Regions from separate parts of the Mus musculus genome. Here region 1 is linked to region 2. The links are chromatin loops, found by intact Hi-C in ENCODE. Cell type or tissue: left cerebral cortex. All regions are shown on one strand. Links, peaks and the distances in the headings refer to the core of each region. The heading gives the core; the rest is flanking DNA.

Region 1 (4,113 bases), core at 843-3,342, 96 kb before region 2:
AAAAACAAAGAGTCAGACTGATCTTGAAGGGTCAGTCGGGAATCAGTACTTACAGGAAGAGGCAAAGAGATGGGGAGCCTATAGAAACTGTACAGAGCAAACCTGAGGAGGCAGGCTAGGTCTTCCATGAACCTAGAGGAGCCACAGTTCAGTGAACTCTTCCTGTAGACATTCAGATACGATTAGGGTGAATTTGCACTCTAAGCCACAAGAGGGCAGCAGCTGCCTAGGGCCAGGCTGCCCCCACCTTCCAGGTCAAAGTGGGCGGGGCTCAGAGACGAGCCAACGCCTCACCCTGCTGGGGCCTGGATGCTGATGGGGCAGGCCAAAGGAATGATGATAGCCAATGATAGCCCTTGTCTGATGCTTGCCTTCTCCATCCATAGAGACCCAGGCGCTTGCCCTGGGTTGACTTTAATCCATCTCCTTTGATCCCTGGGTCATCTGCCCCTAAAGTAGGAGGCACGTTGTACCCAGGGTCCTCCCTCCTCCCACCCCATCTGTCCTTCCTTCCCACTTCGGAGTCAAGAGTGCTGGTTGGAGGAAAACTATGAGCTGCTAAATTGGAGTGTCCTGTGAGGATTAACTCTTGGTGTAGGGATTATCTGGGTTTTATTGGAGGGGAAGGCACTTAATCTGTGTGGCTGATTTAGCCTGGCATGGACTGGGGTTCAGTGGCTTTTCTCTATGGCATCCCCTCTGTATGTGATGCTGACTCTTACTGCCTCATTACTTCACCCAAAAGATGTGTTGCTAGGAACTGTAGGGGTGAGGAGACAAGGAAGTAGCCGCTATTACTATGATCCCCATTTCCCAAACAGGCACACAAAGGGCAAATGATTTGCCCAAGGTGGACTAGCTAGTAAGTGGCAGGATTGGGCTTTGGACCAGGCAGTCTGGCTCCAGAGTTGATGTTCTTAATCACTATTCAGTAAATGGGCTGTTCCTTGCCTGGGGGCAGGGGCAGGGAGAAGGAGTCTGGCATGTGTGGGATATTTGTTGCTCGCCTGACCTTGTGCTGAGCATTTCAGAGCTGGTTTCTTTGAATCTTCGCAAAGGGCCTGTTGTCCATCTTACAGGTGAAACGGCTTTCTCCTCTATAGAGGTGCTGCCCGAGAGGTGGGCAAAGTCACTTGGTCCTCCTGGGAGGACTGCTGAAGCCACTGTGCCCTGGCTCTGCAGAGCCCACCTCTGCCCTCCCCCGGCCTGCTTTGTTCTCCTACTCCAACTCATACACCTGTCTCAGAACCCTCTGCGCGCATGCCTCTGCCTTGCCTAGCCACTCACGGAGAGACTTCAGCCTTATTTTTACTGTTGTATCCCAGACTACATGGTTGAACCAAGGTGTGATATTTTTATAACTGTGTGATTTGTTGGTGAAATCCTGCTTAGTGTCTAACTTCTGCACTGAAACGTCACCCCTTCCTCTGAGAAGCCTCTCTCACTCCCCAGCATAGGATTAGAAGTCGTGGAGTCACTTGTCACCACGGTCATATCTCTAACTGTGGCTCCCAGCCTCAGCTCAAGGCCTGACACCCATCCGAAGCCTGAAAGAGGATTGTGACTAAACCAACACATACATCAAACATCTTAAACCTCTTCAGGGTGGGAGTGAACTTTTGCTTTGGTGGCTGTGCCGTGTCACCTTAGTTCCACCACACAGCTTTCAAAACACCAGTGTCTCTGGTATGGCTTGGTGAATGGCTGGGTAAAATCACATGGTTACTAAGCATCCTGAGGCCACAGAAAAACAAATGTGTAGAAGGTCCAGGTGGTAGGCATTTCTGGGCAAGCATAAATGTGAGCCAAGACTTGGGGCACTGGGTAGCAACCTGGACATCCCTCAGAACAGCTCTGAGAACTACCCAAACACACCTTCACCCAACACTATCCTCCCCTGGAAAAGAGCCCTGGACCACCACTGATGCTCTGGCCTGGCCTCTTAAAGGGAGGGCATCTGGTCTTGTTCCTACTTTCCAAGGACCACCAACTTTCTACTTGAGACCAGTGTGCCTGGTCTCCTCCCCAGATAGGATCAAGGTTGGAAAAGGACCTGACACCAGAGACCAGTCCCTAGCACATACCTTCTGTGAGTTCTGGTCCCACCCCCACTCCTCAGCTTTTCCTACTCTTCCTGGCCTGTTACCATGACAGCCGGGACTTCCTCTCACAGTCCTTTCTCTCTCCACTTCACCTCTTGCCATCCTTTTTTAACCCTCTGCCTCTGACTCCATCACTGTCCCTCTGACCTGTGGCCCTTCATTAGCCTGGTCACTTTCCCCTTCTCTGGATTCTGTCACAGCACACAGGATCCTGTGGCTTTATTTTTAGCTGCCACTCCCAGCAGCATCCTAAGCCTCTGGGTCCCACACATGCAGCCCTAGCCCAGGCTGAGTTAGGGGTCCTGGCAGGCACTGGAGGAGCTCCAGGGGGTAACTGTTCAGGTTCACATCCCCATTTCTCACCCAGCATCTGAGATTGGTGCCCACTAACAAGCGACCTTCACCGCTGGTTCCTAGGGTTGGGGGATCCTGGGGGCAGAGCTGGCATCGTTGCACACACAGGTCCCAAGTTCAGCCTGGAACACAACGCAGGCTAGATGGCAGTGGGGGAGGGCTAGAGAGAGGAAGGGCTCCAGAAGAGGAATTAGGTCAAGGATGTGGGTGGGTGGGCGAGCGAGCAGAAAGGACAGCATCTACCCCAAGCTTCCTCCTGGCTCCCGCAGCATCTCCACACTTCCCTTCCCTGTCCCCTCCCCCTGGTCCTGGGAGATTTCTTCGCCCTGTATCCCCCTTCCCCATGCCCCCCCACCCCAAGCATGGCCACAGGGGTGGGGGTGGGGTAGGGGGAGGCCAGCTTCAGCTGTCTGAAGGATGGAGGGGCTGGGGAAGCAGGGCTAGGTGCCCAGACGGCCGCGTGTGTGGGAGGGGATGTCCTCAGATGCCCTCCACCCGGCAGTCCCCGCTCTGACGTGGGTGCCCCCCCTCTCCCCGCCCGGATTAGTGGCAGCTTGGCCTGACTCTCCGGGGCTCCTTCCCCCGCCCTGCCTGCTGCCCACCCCTGGGCAGGGGGCTACTCTGCCTGAGGGGTACTGTGCTTGCCCAGGTAAGGGTCTCTGGGGTGGAGAAAGGGCAGCCGGCTGTCAGAGAGTCTGTGCCTGTCAGCAACGAGTGTGTGTCAGCATGTGTGTCAGTTTGTGAGGGGTCGGGGTGGGTGAGGGCTGGGCCCATGTGAGTCTGGGGGTGCTAGTAAGTTTGCCAGGTCCATGATCTGGTCTTGTGACCACACACTGGGTGGCTTCCCCCCCCCCACGAGCGCCCTCCCCCGTGTTTGTGTCTTTTGTGTATGTCCTCAGCTCTGCTCCATCCTCAGGCACAGCACAGCCAGCTGCAAGGACTCTGGCCTGTGGCATAGGCTCTAAGGCAAGGATGGGGAACGTGGTGGAGTGAGGGCAGTACTTCTCCTCACCTTCATCTCCACTAACCCCTAAGCATTCCAGAAGACTGTCCTGAGAGCTCTGGTCTAGCCCAGGCAATATAATCTGACAGGCAGATATGGCGACTGGAGGTGCGGGGGTGGGTATCTGTTCAGCTCCCCTGACACAGTCCCTATCACCTTAGGGGAAGACAGCCACAAGCCCCCAGGACTCAGGACAGCCCCGGGTTCCACTCTGGCCACTACCAGGCCTCAAGCCACAAGACTCTCCCACAAGCCTCTGCTAAGGTAGGCCAGGGAACTTAGATGGGGACCACAGGCACGTGCCACCCCACCACCCTGCCCTGGAGCCAGGAGCCAGAGGTCAGGCTAGACCCCCTGCTGCTCCAGTCCCTGTTAGACCCTCCTCATTCCGCTCCCTCAGCAAACTAAGGTCAGGTCACCTCCAAAGGAGTGGATAAGAAAAGGAGTATGAAAACCCCAGCCATGTAAACAACCCCTGCCAGCCTGCCCACCACAGACTTGGTCTCTGTGAAGGAGAGGAGCAAGGAGGATCTGTATCAACAAGGCCCAAGTCGGAGCAGGCAGCTAGGATGGAAGGACAGACCTCCTCCCCCAAGTACCTATCCTGGTCTTAACAATTGGTGAAAAGCTCCTTGCCTTCACTCCTGTCCCTTA
Region 2 (4,113 bases), core at 717-3,216:
TAAGTGCTCCTATACGTTGAGCCTTGCCTGGGGATGGATGCAGGAGGGAAGATGTCTATGTCTGTACCTGACCATGAATAGGCTTTCCTCACTGAGGACTGCACTCTCTAGTCCCTGCCCTCACTCAGCTCACAAGACTGACTGCAAACTGGCAGGAAATTCTCCATCTGCAGAGTGGTCAAAAGCAAAGGCTCCAATGCCAGACTCTCTGGCTCCCCCTTCTGCTCCATGTCGTTGGTGCAGACTGTTAACTTCTGTGCTGCTCTCTTTTAAGAAATGAAGCTAACCTAACCTTAGAGTATAATCGTGGTATAAGCAGCAGTCTGGGGACAGCATGTATTTTCTGGGCTTGTAGCTACTGCTGCCATGACAGCCATCCTCCTGGGTGGACACCCAGATGTACCCTGACCCAGAGTAGATGCACTCACAGGAAAGGTCTTTCTAGCTTCCCCCCATCCTCCATGTCAGCTGCCTGTTCCCCAGGGCCTTTTCAGATTTTTTGTTTTTTGGTTTTTTTTCGAGTCAGGGTTTCTCTGTGTAGCCCTGGCTGTCCTGGAACTCACTCTGTAGACAAGGCTGGCCTCGTCAAACTCAGAAATTTGCCTGCTTCTGCCTCCCAAGTGCTGGGATTAAAGGCGTGTGCCACCACATTCGGCCCCAGTTTTTTTTTTTTTGTTTTTTTGTTTTTTAAAGATTTTATAATATAAGTACACTGTTTCTGTCTTCAGACACACCAGAAGAGGGTATCAGATCCCATTACAGATGGTTGTGAGCCACCATGTGGTTGCTGGGGATGGAACTCAGGACCTCTGGAAGAGCAGTCAGTGCTCTTAACTGCTGAGCCATCTCTCCAGCCCCCTCTTCAGGTCTCTTAACACCCTGGTGTTCTTCCTCCAAAGCATTTGCCGGGAATGAAATCAGGGTGCTGGCTTTGTGTTACCACCAGGCTATCCAGGTGACTTCAGTGGGCATGGAGGCAGGTTATCTTGGCTCTTTCTATACAACTGTGACTGATACCAGTGGACCAGGCTGGATGAGCATCATCTGCACCAAGGGCCAAGGAACTGACCAGGAATCAGCTTGTTTATAACCCCCCGGGGCTCATACACGGGGCTTACCAGCAGGTCTTTGCTCGCTTGTTTCTGGCCTAGCCTACAGGGATGCTGCCTTCAATGTCAGGCAGGAGCCTCCTAGCTCCGGTCCCTCCAGGAGCACAGGCCTTTGCCCTAGGATTTACTGTGTGTCCTACTCAAATCAGGTATGAAACCATGCCCACTCCCCAGTGAACAGGTTCCAAAGGTCCCTCAGCATTCTGAGGAGGCCAGGTAGCCAGAGCCATGCAGTGGTCATCCACTGTTTTCCAGCTGTCACTGCCTGTGTCCTGTTAAGTGTCATATGGTCCTTCATCTCATAACTGTAATGGCAGCGTATGCTGCGCTTCCCGCCCCCACACACTCTCCCCTCACCCCTACTCCTGTCCCTGTCCCATATACCCTTGACATTGGCCTGATAAGAACAGGGAAATGGAAGGATCTGACCCAGGTTGGGTTCTAGAGCTCTGCACTTGTAAACCTCAACCTTGCCTGCCTCAAAGAAAAATAGCCTCCTCAGCCCCAGCTCACTGAAACCGTGGCTGAGGCTAGCCCACTAGGCCTTCCCTCAATCCTGGGGTGGAAACCTAGGAAAAGCAACATGGGGCTGGTTTCTTGCTCGTGGTTGCCCTCTGCTGGGCACATGAGCTATCGCAGCAGCGAGGAGACCCATCCAGGGAGGGGGAGGCAGAGGGAGGTTCTGATCATGCAAATTTTATTGTGGCCCTAGGCGAGCTTGCTGGGGGCTCTTCACCAAGAGCCTCCGGAAACTGGAGGGCTGGGTTACAGGGTTACAGCCACACCACCTTATTACATTCAGACTAGGGTGGTGGGGCTGGACACCTGCACCAGAGCACAGCTGCTGGACATCCTGCCTTGGACGCAGAAGATGCTAAGATGAGGTCATTTCTTGGTCACTGGCTTCTTTGCTCTGGGTGTAGATTTCTCCTGTGCAGATAAGAGACTGAAGAGTCTACCAACCCTCCTTGGCCAGGCAGCCTTCCCCAGGGCCAGCCCCAATTTCTTATTGCTCACCTTCTTCCAGGGACTCTTGTCCTGAGGGCTGGGCCTGGAAAGGAATAGGGACAGAGTGGGCAAGAGAGTGCAGCTTCATGCCTTAGCTTCCCGGGACTGGCTATCTCACAGGAAGAGCTTTTGCTGTTTCAACTGGGCCTGGTGCGCAGGCCTGAAATCCCAGTTACTAGGGAGGTTGAAGCAGGAGAATAACCAGTCTATGACCTGCCAGGGCTATACAGTAGTTCGAGGCCAGCCTGGGCAACTTACTGATAACCCTGTTTCTCAAAATCAAACAAAACCACCAACCAAACCAAGCAAACAAAGTCTGGGGCTGCAGCTCAAGTGGTACCCTGTTTGCTAACATGCCAGAAGCCTCGGGTTCGGTGCTGAGTGCTAGTGCGGTGGGGATTTAACTGCATGAATTACCTCACTACTGTTTCATCCTCTTCTTTTTCCACCTTCTTTTTCTGGGAACAAAAACCAAGTGTTATTTGGAAAGCTAATCCAAGACCCCAAGCCAGAACACTGAGTGCTGGGCAGTCCCAGTTGAGAGGTGCAGAGCTCCCGTGGTGGAGGTCTTGGCTTGTCCCAGGTGCCCAACACGGGAGGCCCAGCTCGGGTACCTCATTCTTTCCCCCCACCTTTGCTATGCTCATCTGCTTCTGGGGAGCCACCCTTTTGACTTGTTTGACAGGTATCTCCTCTAGCGATATATCTGCATCCTCATCTTCATCCTCTTCCTCCTCCTCTTCCTCCTCTTCCTCGTCATCTTCCCAGGTCAGGTCCGAAGTCTCTGGAATGGGTAGGCAGGAGTGGCGCACGGTGGGGAAAACCAGAGCATCTGACCTCAAGGCTCAACACCCACCTCCCAATCCAGGCCTCTTGTGGCTCTGACTTTATTCCCAGGCAAGCGCTGGGTTGAGAGGGTTCACCTTCTGCAGTAGGACATATCTGTTCTCTCCCTCCCTGAAAAGTAGAGGCCAGGGTGAAGCAAGGGGCAGGAGAGTTCCCCAGATGTTGGGTGAAGGAGGGCAGGCAGGAGATGGCTGTGTATTTAGAATTGGCTGGGCCAAGGCTGAAGGTGGATGAGCAGGGAAGGAGAGCTAGATGGGACTACAGGGTGGCTTGGCCCTCAAAGGTTGATGTACTGGAAACTTGGTTCCTAGTGTGCCATGCTGAGGTAGTGGAACCTGTTCAGAGGCAAGGTCTAATGTGAGGAGGATCTTTTCTGTGTTTTGAGACAGATTTGTGTGTGTGTGTGTGTGTGTGTGTGTGTGTGTGTGTGTGTAGCCATGGCTGTCCTGGAACTCATTCTGTAGACCAGGCTTGGTCTCTAACTCAGATTCACCTGCCTCTGCCTCCCTAAGTACTGGGACTAAAGGTGTGGAGCACCACCTGCCAGGCTGGGAAGTGGCTTTTAAAGGTGTCAAAGGTAAGTTGCTGTGGCCCGTGTTGTCACTATAGCTTCATGATTACTAGTAGCCATTCTTTGAAATACACCCAAATACTAGTTAGAATAAGAGCTTCCCTCTTGGGTGGAGGGTCTTGAGAATACAGCCCAGGCTCTCTTTGAGCTGAGAGCACAAGCCTGTGCCTCCAGGCTCAGCTCCAGAGTCCTTTGGAAGACCCTGTTTACCCTACAGTATTTTCTGAAGCTGAAACAAGGACCACCTCACTCATGATAAAGGTGAGGCCTGAGGCCCACACAGGGCATGGGAAGGGCTAGAAGAGCTGGGACGACAGCCCTTGGCACAGCCGTTTAGTTCAGGCCACTGGCAATCATTTACTTTGGAGGGTCTGTACAGAAAGTCAAGAATCTCTTGAGGCCTCAGGTACTTAGGCTACAACTTACCATAACATTCCAGGCCACTGAGGAACACAGGTCCTGAGCCAGTCCTGAGCCGAAAAGTTACTGGAGGAGAAAGCTCTATACCTGACACAGTGACCTGCAATGGGAAGAAGACATCAGGGCAACATAGAAGACACAGGTAACTCAGACTGGTCC

Evidence for each region. Peaks named below come from ENCODE experiments on the same cell type or tissue, not always from the same donor. Only the 100,000 strongest peaks of a DNase experiment are listed, where the experiment ranks them.
Region 1: it touches region 2 in a loop (7-fold over the local background); 19 of 42 quality-filtered maps call a loop at or near these places.

What each region holds. Positions count from the first base shown.
Region 1 is chr14:70,549,220-70,553,332 of GRCm38, forward strand. No RefSeq gene overlaps it. Among named protein-coding and RNA genes, the nearest start is that of Hr, 3.0 kb to the right of the region's middle. In left cerebral cortex, for the core only: no CTCF peak of the experiment used is centred there; DNase peaks (open chromatin) are centred at 1,297, 2,205 and 2,949; H3K4me3 peaks cover 620 bases; H3K27ac peaks cover 1,490 bases.
Region 2 is chr14:70,645,511-70,649,623 of GRCm38, forward strand. It overlaps Npm2 (nucleophosmin/nucleoplasmin 2), which reads right to left. Exons shown (of 9, transcript NM_181345.3): 5 at 3,961-4,054; 6 at 2,750-2,901; 7 at 2,535-2,575; 8 at 2,127-2,160; 9 at 1,792-2,039. The coding sequence ends at 1,995. Gm52133 (a long non-coding RNA gene) reads left to right here and starts at 4,016. Exons shown (of 2, transcript XR_003951181.1): 1 at 4,016-4,096. In left cerebral cortex, for the core only: a CTCF peak has its summit at 1,723 (motif pointing left); a DNase peak (open chromatin) is centred at 1,720.